Regions from separate parts of the Homo sapiens genome. Here regions 1 and 2 are each linked to region 3. Evidence: chromatin contacts called from ENCODE Hi-C data. All regions are on one chromosome and are shown on one strand. Each heading gives the region's core, a stretch centred on a gene start or an enhancer-like site at or near the end of the contact. The rest is flanking DNA. Distances are from core to core; before and after follow the strand shown.

Region 1 (2,873 bases), core at 273-2,772, 1.9 Mb after region 3:
AACACCACACAGGATCAGTGGCCTCCGCGACGGCTGGTAGGAGGGAAGTAGGCAAGGAGAGAGGGATGTACTCATCTGGATGGGATGGCCACTGCCTTCCCAGACTGTCCCAAGCTTGGGACATTCTGATCCCCCTGCAGTCCCCAGGAAGCGGAGCCTCAGAGTCCTCTGGCTTCTAGTCCCTCCTGCAGGCCCTGGGATGGCTCCTCATGGAGAAACCAGGTTCCCAGTCCCCGGCTGGGCACAGATGGTACCGGGATGGCTGAGGCCATGACCCTACCCCTGTGAGGGGCACAGCTCAAAGGGCTCTGGCCTCATCCCCTGATACCAACCACCATGGGGTTAATCCTGGGGTCGGTGAATTAGGGAAAGCCAGGTAGCCTCTGGGCAGCACAAGCCAGGAGCACTACTGTCCTATGGGTTAGGAGAGGCCCGGGGGAGTGGGTGCCAGACCGGGGCAGCATCACCTCCTACCCAGCTAGCCCGAAAGCTGGTGAACCGTGTGCACCCTCCCCATTGCACCGGTAAAGGGACAGATGCCCCTGCCAGCCCCAGGAGAGCACCTAGTCGCGCACACGGAGTCCCCAGGCACACCTCTGAAGGGGATACACGCTCATCCCTGTGGTGTAGTGTGGGGCTCCGACACGCCACCCCTACACTCCAGGCCGTGTACACACATCACACCGTGCCGGGCACGGGCGGCATCTGCACACCCGCCACATGTGTACGCGTTGATCACACACCAAACGCACCAGGGGGCTGCGCGTTCACACGCGCGCCAACGTGCCCGCAGGTCCGCCACCTCCCCGGTGCCCGGCCGACGCCGTGGCGCGGTGCGTGCGTAAACACAAATGCACATGGACGTGTGCGCACGCCGCCGACCGCCCACCAGGCACGCGGACCCTCGGACCACTCGCCCGGAGCGGCTCCGCCCTCCGGCCCAGCTCTGCCGAGGCCTGGGGCGTCCTCCTTCCGGCCGCCCGCCCGACTGTCCGTCTGCACCGCGGGGCCGCCCGGCCCTCGGCCGTTACCCGGACAAAAGGGGTGGGGGGGGTCCCCGTCTCGATCCCGGGGGACTCGCGGCCCCGCGGGGGCGGCGTATCCCCGACCGGTGGCCCGGTTCCCACCTCCGCCCGCCGCGAGCCCTTGGGATCCGGACGCCGGGCACCGCCGTCGGGAAAGCGGGTCGGGTCTGCGGCCCGGAGGGGGCGCACAGCCGGCACGCGTCCACGCCGTCCGCCCCCGCCCGGCGGCCACGCGGGACACACTCCGCCCGTGGCCCCGGCCCTCGCCCGGCTCCGGCGCCGCGCACCTCGAACTGCCAGTGGGCCGCCTGCAGCAGTTGCTTCGCCTGGTCGGCCGCGCAGCCCGCCGTCAGCACGAACTGGTTGATCATGACCTGGTGCTTGAGCTCGTCCATGTTCACGGACATGGCGCCGCCGCGCTGCCCGCTCCGGCCTCCCTCCTCCGCCCGCGCCTCCGCCTCACGCGTCCACCATTAGCGAGCCGGCTCCGGCTAATACAAATATTTACTGTGCGGCTCTGACTCACCGCGCCTCGCCTCGCTCCGCCGGCGCCGCGGCATGCTGGGATATGTAGTCCCCACGGTGCGCCGGGCGCCCCGGGGGAGCGGGGCCGGCACCCTAGGGGACGCGAAGCCCGGGAAGGGGCGTGTCTGAGCACCGAGCGCCCGCTGTGCGGATGTCCGGGCCGTAACCCGAGCCGGGCGCGTCCACGTCGTCCTCGTTGCTCTCGGTGGCACCCGTGCCCCTGCTCTGGCACGGATGGGGGTCCGCTGGCGGGGGCCACGTCTGTGCATGGGCGCAAATGCCTGACCACAGGATCTTGGCCAAGGCCTGGGGACCGTGTCTGAACTGTGAGCGCCTACTGTGTGTGGATGCCCGGGCCGTGACCAGGGTTGGGGGAGTCCACGTCGCCCTCGTTGCTCTGGGTGGCACCCGGCCCCTGCTCTGGCACGGATGGAGGTCCGCAGGCGGGGGCCTCAGGTTCGTGCATAGGCGTTTTTGCCAAGGCCCAGGAACGGTGTCTGAAAACTGAGTGCCTAATGTGTGCAGGCGCCTGAGCTGGGACCAGAGCCAGTCACGTCCACGTCGCCCTCGTTGCTCTCGGTGGCACCCACGCCCCTGCTCTGGCGGGAATTAGGAGCCCAGAGGCCGGGGCCACAGATCTGTGCATGGGCGCAAACGCCAGGCCACAGACGTCTTTGCCATGCCCCGGGGACTGTGACTGAACGCTAAGTGCCTACTGTGCGCAGCTGTCCAGACCGTGACCAGAGCCAGGCACGTCCATGTCGCCCTCATTGCTCTCGGTGGCACCCGTGCCCCTGCTCTGGCACGAATTGGGGTCCCAAGGTGGGGCATACAGATCTGTGCATGGGCGCAAACGCCGGGCCACAGGCGTCTTTGCTAAGACCTAGGGACCCTGAACCCCTCTGTGATTGGCATCGCTCTGTGTTAAATAGTAGGCACGCCCTTAAGAGAGGGGTCTCTAGGAATTTTGGCCCAAATCGGCTGGTCTAGGCTGAAAGGCCCGGCACACTGTAGGCGCCGACAAATACTCGTTCAGTGAATGAATGAATGAGCCACTTAAAAGCTCCGCCGCACGTCACCGCCTATAGCTAGCCTCCTAGCTCTCCTCACTCAATCTCTCATCGCCCACTCGTGGCATGGGTCCTTCCTAGCCTGGCTCTGGGCCTGCCCCACTGTAGCCCCATGACCCTCTGGACGGCGCCTGGGACAGGCTGGCGGGGCCAGCAGCCTCTGGTGCTTCGGGGTCCCCCTCCCAGCAGTTCTCCCGCTTTCCCACGCAAAATCTCGTGCTCTTTGCCGGAAATCTCGGCCCTTAGCGGGCGG
Region 2 (3,109 bases), core at 229-2,728, 1.3 Mb before region 3:
TCCACTCATTGCAACCTCTGCCTCCTGGGTTCAAGCAATTCTCCTGCCTCAGCCTCCCAAGTAGCTGGGATCACAGACACATGCCACCACGCCCAACTAATTTTTGTATTACTATTATTATTATTATTATTCTTTTTTTAGGAGAGACGGGGTTTCACCATGTTGGCCAGGCTGGTCTCGAACTCCTGAGCTTGTGACCCACCCGTCTCGGCCTCCCTAAGTGCTGGGATTAGAGGTGTGAACCACTGTGCCCGGCCACTGGCTCTTATTTTCTTACCCTACCGGTTTTTTATTTTGATTCCTTTTTTTTTTTTGAAACAGGGTCTTGCTCTGTTGTCCAGGCTGGAGTGCAGTGGCAGTGAACATGGCTCACTGCAGCCTCAACCTCCCGGGCTCAAGCCATCCTCCCACCTCAGCCTCCTGAGTAGCTGGGATCACAGGCTCATGACACCGTGCCTGGCTAATTTTTAAATTTTTTGTAGAGACAGGGTCTCACTATTTTTCCCATTCTTGAACTTCTGGGTGCAAACGATTCTCCCACCTCAGCTTCCCAGTGCTGGAATTACCGGCGTGAGCCACCGGGCCCGGCCTCTGCCAGTTTTTCTGCTCGAGGCCTGTCACCTGGCATATTTCGTATGTACTTTATCTGTTCCCCCGATAGGTGAGCAGGAACTTTGCATCATTTGTTGCTCAGAAGGCTTGGTGCACCAAGCAGGCATTTAATCAATGTTTGTTGAATGGATAACTGTTCCCCAGCTTTTCCCACATCCATCACTGCTGAAATGGCGCCTCTTTAGGTGTCTTCCTGGATTGCCCCCTCCACAAAGATGAAGCCCCCCACACTCCGCTGCGGTGTACAGAAGGCACTGCATGTTGTAAATGTTCAGTGTCCGGCTGTCCAGCCTGGCGGCCACAGCCAAAGGTAGTACCGAGCCCTTGAGATGGGGCTAGTGCTGCAAGGGAACTGGACTTATTTAACTTCAGTTAATTTACAGAGCCACATGCGTCTAGCGCTTACCCTACTGGTCGCAGTTTTTATTCCACGACCCGGCCTCATTTACGGAGCTGCAATTGTTCAGATCTGACATGATCTCAACTGCTCTTTTACTTCCTTGTGTACCGTGCGTTTCCCTTACTGGCCTCTGACCCTTGAAAGCAGAGCCTTACATCCGGGGAAGACGAGCCAGGCCTGTCTTGGTAAACATCTGCCTTAGAGCGAACGCTCGGCGTTCTGGAGAGAATGTGGGACCCGAGGCGGAGGGAAGAGACGGCTGACATCACTCCAGGGTAGGGACGACCGAGATGGGAGAAACTAAGGCGAGAACCCACCACCCGGGCGCAGCGAACCCAGCTCGCAGCCACGTGGGGAAGCGCGGCCCTGCCCTCAGGCCCCGCCCCACTCACGCGTCAGGCCCCGCCCACCCCACCGCCCCCCGCTCCCGCGTCCAGGCTCCGCCCCGTCCCCGCGCAGCGCAGGCGCAGATGCGCCCTCCCGCCTGGCGTCCTCCGCAGATTCGCGCTGAGAGGCCCGCGGAGACCCGCCCCAGAGGCTCAAGAAAACCCGCGGGAGCCTCGCCCGGACCCAGGAACTCGTGCTCGGGGCCAACCGGCTGGGCCGCGATCGCGTTTCGTCCGGGGCCGCGGCGGCCGTGGGGAATCGGCTGCAGCGAATCGGTGGCGCGCGGCGCCTGAGCGCGCTGCAGTCACCCGGGAGCCGGGTCCAGGTCGGGTTGGGGGTCGGGGATCGGGGATCGGGGGTCCGGTTGGGTCGGGTTGGGCTCCAGGTCTGGTTGGGTCGGGTCCAGGTCGGGTAGGAGTCCGGTCGGGGTCCGGGTACAGGTCGGGGTCCGGGCCTGGATCGGGGGCGGGTCCGCGTGCGGCTCCTCTAGCCCCGAACCCGTGTTCCCCGTAAGCTGTTGGTTTCTAAGGGGCGGAGGAATGGCGACTGGAGCCACCTCTCACCGCTCAGGGAGCCGGGAGGGCCGGCAGCTCCCGCGGGCCGAGTTTCCCGCCTTGGGTGCGAGGACGCGTGGGGCCGCGCTGTGCCCGGGGAACACTCACCAGCATCTCTAGCCTCCACCTCCCTCTCGCGCCAGTGGCACTCCCGGTTGAGACAACTGAGAATGTTCCCTGGGCACAGTGGCCCGGGTTGAGAAGCCCTGCAGTGGCTGGTAGCGTTGGGGTCCGAGCGGAGGAGCGAACTCTGGGTGGAAACCGGCAGGCACTGGAGGGGAAGGAGGCGGGACAGGGTTGGGTGGGACCAGGGTTGAGGGGTGTGGGGTCTCGGGGCGCTCACCGAGGGGCTTCCTGAGCTTGTGTGGATTATTTCCGTGCCCCAAGCTGAGCCCTGTGTCCATGTCACAGGTCGTCTTCCCGTGACGCCCAGATCTGTCCTGCAGGATGGAGCCAGCACCCTCAGAGGTTCGACTCGCCGTCCGGGAAGCCATTCATGCCCTCTCGTCTTCGGAGGATGGCGGCCACATCTTCTGCACCCTGGAGTCCCTGAAGCGGTATCTCGGTGAGATGGAGCCTCCAGCGCTCCCGAGGGAGAAGGAGGAGTTTGCCTCGGCCCACTTCTCGCCTGTCCTCAGATGTCTTGCCAGCAGGCTGAGCCCAGCCTGGCTGGAGCTGCTGCCCCATGGCCGCCTGGAGGAGCTGTGGGCCAGCTTCTTCCTGGAGGGCCCGGCGGACCAAGCCTTCCTGGTGTTGATGGAGACCATCGAGGGTGCTGCGGGGTGAGTGGGCTGGGCCCATCCTGGGGTTGCCGGTAGCCTCAGAAGTGATGAGAGTGGCTTGAAGGACTGGACCAAGAGCCTCTCTAGTCCCTGTGAGGGGCTAGAGAGAGAGCCTGCTCCTGGCTGAACCCCTGAACAGAAGAAGCGGTCTGTGTCTGTCTCCTTTGCGACGGGAGGCACCTGCTGTGTCTCACAAAGTCCCCCACTTGCTCCCCGTCCGGCTGTGTCAGAGAGGGATGGGGTGGGAGTGTTCACATCCCAGGCGGCAGAGGCAGCCCGTCAGCTGGGGACGTTCCAGGTTTTCCAGGGAAGCACAGCTGTCATCACTGACACGTGTCCCATGTGGACTCCCAGCCCCAGCCGGCTCCCAGGCT
Region 3 (3,212 bases), core at 579-3,078:
AACAAGCACATCAAAAGATTCTCAGCATCATCAGTCATTAGGGTACTGCAAACCATGTTTTGTCACTATTCACGGGCATTAAATGTGCTGACTCACGCACAAAACATTCCATAAAGAATATCAGTGGGGGTACAGGAAAGGGTCTCACTGGAGGTGCTGGGGTCTTTAACCAGAAAGGCAAAGCCTTTGCCACTTTACTATGCCACTCCAGAGTTGCGGCCGGCTTACAGAAGCACCGTCCATAGATGCAGAGTTCAGACACTCCAATCTGCGATCAGAGCTCCTGCAGGAGATGGGGGTGGTGGGGGGGAGGGTCTCCCGGCTCTAGCATCTGAGATAAGTACATCCTCCCACGGGCAAGTGAAAAACAAATCTTAAAGCCGGATACGGGCCGGGCGTGGTGGCTCACGCCTGTAATATCAGCACTTTGGGAGGCTGAGGTGGGCAGATCACCTGAGGTCAGGAAATCGAGACCAGCCTGACCAATATAGTGAAGCCCCGTCTTTACTAAAAATACAAAAATTAGCCAGGCGTGGTGGCACACGCCTGTAATCCCAGCTACTCGGAAGACTGAGACACGAGAATCACTTCAACCTGAGAGACAGGTTGCAGTGAGCCGACAACACACCATTGCACTCCAGCCTGGGTGACAAGTGCGAAACCACGTGAAAAAAGAAAGAACAACAACAACAACAAAAAACAAGGGCCAGATAGGGTGTCATGCACGGGTAGTCCCAGCTACTTGGGAGGCTGAGGTCGGAGGATCGCTTGAGCCCCAAATTCGAGAACAGCCTGGGCAAAACCCTGCCTCTTAAAAACACCCCCAAATCGTAATAACAAATATAAATCCTTGCACTCAAATGGACAGTTCATTACGTGGTACCGCGTCCTGTTGCGGATCAAGGCCACCTGAGTTGGTTAGGACAGCTAAGCGGGACGTCCAGGGCTGCTCGCCAGCGGTGGGTCTAGATATGAACTTGTGCTTGAGCAGCCCAGCGTCTTACAACTCTGCTGTGAGGACGGCTGGCTGATTATCAGGCCCAGAATCACGGGCTTAGAAACATTAACAGGAAGTACGGTACCGAAAAGTGGAAACTTTAAGGTGCTTATTATTTTCCTCCTGCCTTGTTCCTGTATGTGCCGCTTCACCGGTATCACGTCCTGGGTCTGGTGGGACCCCGGCCTGGCTGCCCTACCGGAAGCTAAGAAAACTCCTCCCCCAGGGGTGGCCGTCGGGCCTCAGCCCGGTCTACAGCGGGAGAACGTGGCCCATGCTACGGGTAACTGGTTGGGCCCCTGGTGCAGGTCTAGGGCCTGCAGCCAGGCTCGGGGCCTCCGGGGGTGCCCGCTGGCTGGGGTCTGAGGCGGCTTCTCTCGGGTACGGGAAGGCGGACTGCTGTGCAGCTGCGGGCTCGCTCGGGAAACCCAAAGTCACACGAAAGCGGCAGCACCACCGCGGCTGGGATATCGTCTCCCAACATGGGGAGACAAAATGGCCGCCACGCCCCGAGCCGAAATTACATCCGGGCTCCGCGACACGCCCGAACCACAACTCCCAGAATGCTCTGCATCGACAGCGGGAGACGAGACGCGCTCGGGCGTCGCTTTGCTGCCGCTAGGCCCTGTGCTCCTCCCCGCAGCGGAAGGCCTACGAATACGCGGTGTCTTACGTCGCTTCCTCCGTTCTTCGTTGCACTGGCCAACGGGACGCTTAGTCTTTCGGCAACGGGGTGAAACCTTCCTTGTGCCTGAAAAAACGGTACTTCGCGGTGTGGCTTCGGCGCCTGCGCAAAAGGCCGCGGGGCGCACTCCAGTTCCCGGCAGGCCCCGCGACGCGCGTTTGCGTGCTGACGCACGCAGTTAGTCGTGCTGACGTGCAGCGCGGCCCAGGCGGGGTGCGAGTGGCGCAGTTGGAGCCCGTTGCGGCCCCTGAGGAAGCGAGGAGGCGTCGGCGTCGGCTGAGGCGGGCGGACCGGCGAGGCGAGGCGGCGGCCCCAGGCCCGAGGGACTCGGGAGCTCGAGCAGCGGCGGCGGCAAGACCTCTCCCCCTCGGAGGCGGCGGGCGGAGGCGGCGGGTGAGAGGGTGAGGGAGCCAGCGAGCCGGGTGGGGGAGGGGCGGCGGCCCCGGCGCGAGGCCAAAGCGCGCGGAGAACTGCCCAGGCCGCCGAGCTCCTCCGCGCGCACGCGCGCTCGACGCCCTTCGCTGGCGCGGACGCCCTCGCCTCCCTTCCCCCTTCCCGCCGTTCCTGTCGCGCGCGGGCTTCACCCCCCCCCGCCCCTCCCCCATGACAACGGCGTTCGCAGCCGCCTGTACTCGGGTTCGCGAGCGCCCTTGGTGAGGGGGGAGGGCGCGCGCCTCGGCTTCACTCCTCCCCCCAACATGTGCCGCCGAGGTGGCCTTCCTGCAGCTGCCGTTTTCGGCCCTTAAGTGGCGGGGAAGGGGCGGCGGCGGGGGGCTTGCTCCTGGACCCTTGCCCCCGGTTCCAGATCTCCTTTCCTCGGGCTTCTCTTCGGCGTTGGGCTGCCCGTGTCGGGGGCCTCCCAGACTGCGGGACGCCGCGCAGCCCCCTCCCCCATTCCGCAAGGCCGAAAATAGGCCCCCGGCGCTGCGGGGAGGGCCTTGAACTTCGTGGGCCGGATTTAAATGGTTTAGGATTCCCGGCTATCAGCCTTTGAGTTGTTAGTGGCGGGGAGAAACCCCAAATCTTAAAAACTGTGAAGAAAGTGAACGTGTTCAGTTTACATTTGTAAGGTAGACCGTGCGTTCCCTTTTTACACTTTTTCAACGTCTCCCGAGAATTCGTGTTCAAACTAAGGAGGCTTTTGGAGACCTTCGTTGGGAAGAAAACGCCAGACTCATATATAAGTTTTCTGGTTGGTTTCAGGCGTTCTTTGGCACACAGCTCTTCTGAAGCTTGGTTTCCACTCGGCTTCAGTTAGGACGAATCTGGATCAGAATTTCAGAGTGTTGTGTTGTCTTTCATCCTAAGTGCGTGGGCTTAGGGCTCTTCTAAAGCTACTATTTTAGCTTTCTGGGTTCTTTGTGTCCACTCAGCCGCTCTGGAGCGCCCCGGTGCTGAGCTGGCTGTGCTTGCTGATGTCCATTTTTTTCGACAACCCTTGTCTCCCCTTTTTCTCCCCTTTTGGTACCGTTTTCTTTTTTGCATATTTTACTGTTGAATTCAAATATATCTTTCTACTTCATTGTTAGC

Evidence for each region. A loop is a pair of places that touch in the nucleus more often than their neighbours do. Pooled maps may share reads with other maps.
Region 1: a pooled map shows a loop between it and region 3 (21-fold over the local background). The contact joins the promoter of UBALD1 here to the promoter of SRRM2-AS1 in region 3. A Hi-C loop is called at or near these places in 7 of 50 pooled maps.
Region 2: a loop to region 3 is called in a pooled map, with 9 times the contacts of the local background. The contact joins the promoter of TELO2 here to the promoter of SRRM2-AS1 in region 3. A Hi-C loop is called at or near these places in 4 of 50 pooled maps.

Annotation. Positions count from the first base shown.
Region 1 is chr16:4,613,366-4,616,238 of GRCh38, forward strand. UBALD1 (UBA like domain containing 1) reads right to left here and starts at 1,523. Exons shown (of 3, transcript NM_145253.3): 1 at 1,313-1,523. The coding sequence starts at 1,432. RefSeq lists silencers at 704-873, 954-1,063, 1,104-1,203, 1,544-1,783 and enhancers at 1,735-2,307, 2,308-2,873, 2,717-2,873.
Region 2 is chr16:1,491,882-1,494,990 of GRCh38, forward strand. It overlaps TELO2 (telomere maintenance 2), which reads left to right and starts at 1,479. Exons shown (of 21, transcript NM_016111.4): 1 at 1,479-1,724; 2 at 2,365-2,735. The coding sequence starts at 2,401. RefSeq lists enhancers at 1,137-1,186, 1,284-2,184, 3,086-3,109 and silencers at 1,397-1,486, 1,657-1,706, 1,717-1,916.
Region 3 is chr16:2,750,772-2,753,983 of GRCh38, forward strand. It overlaps SRRM2-AS1 (SRRM2 antisense RNA 1), which reads right to left and starts at 1,829. Exons shown (of 6, transcript NR_027275.1): 1 at 1,671-1,829. It overlaps SRRM2 (serine/arginine repetitive matrix 2), which reads left to right and starts at 1,867. Exons shown (of 15, transcript NM_016333.4): 1 at 1,867-2,075. RefSeq lists enhancers at 747-1,589, 1,189-1,358, 1,419-1,708, 1,590-2,432, 2,433-3,212 and silencers at 1,889-2,198, 2,219-2,278.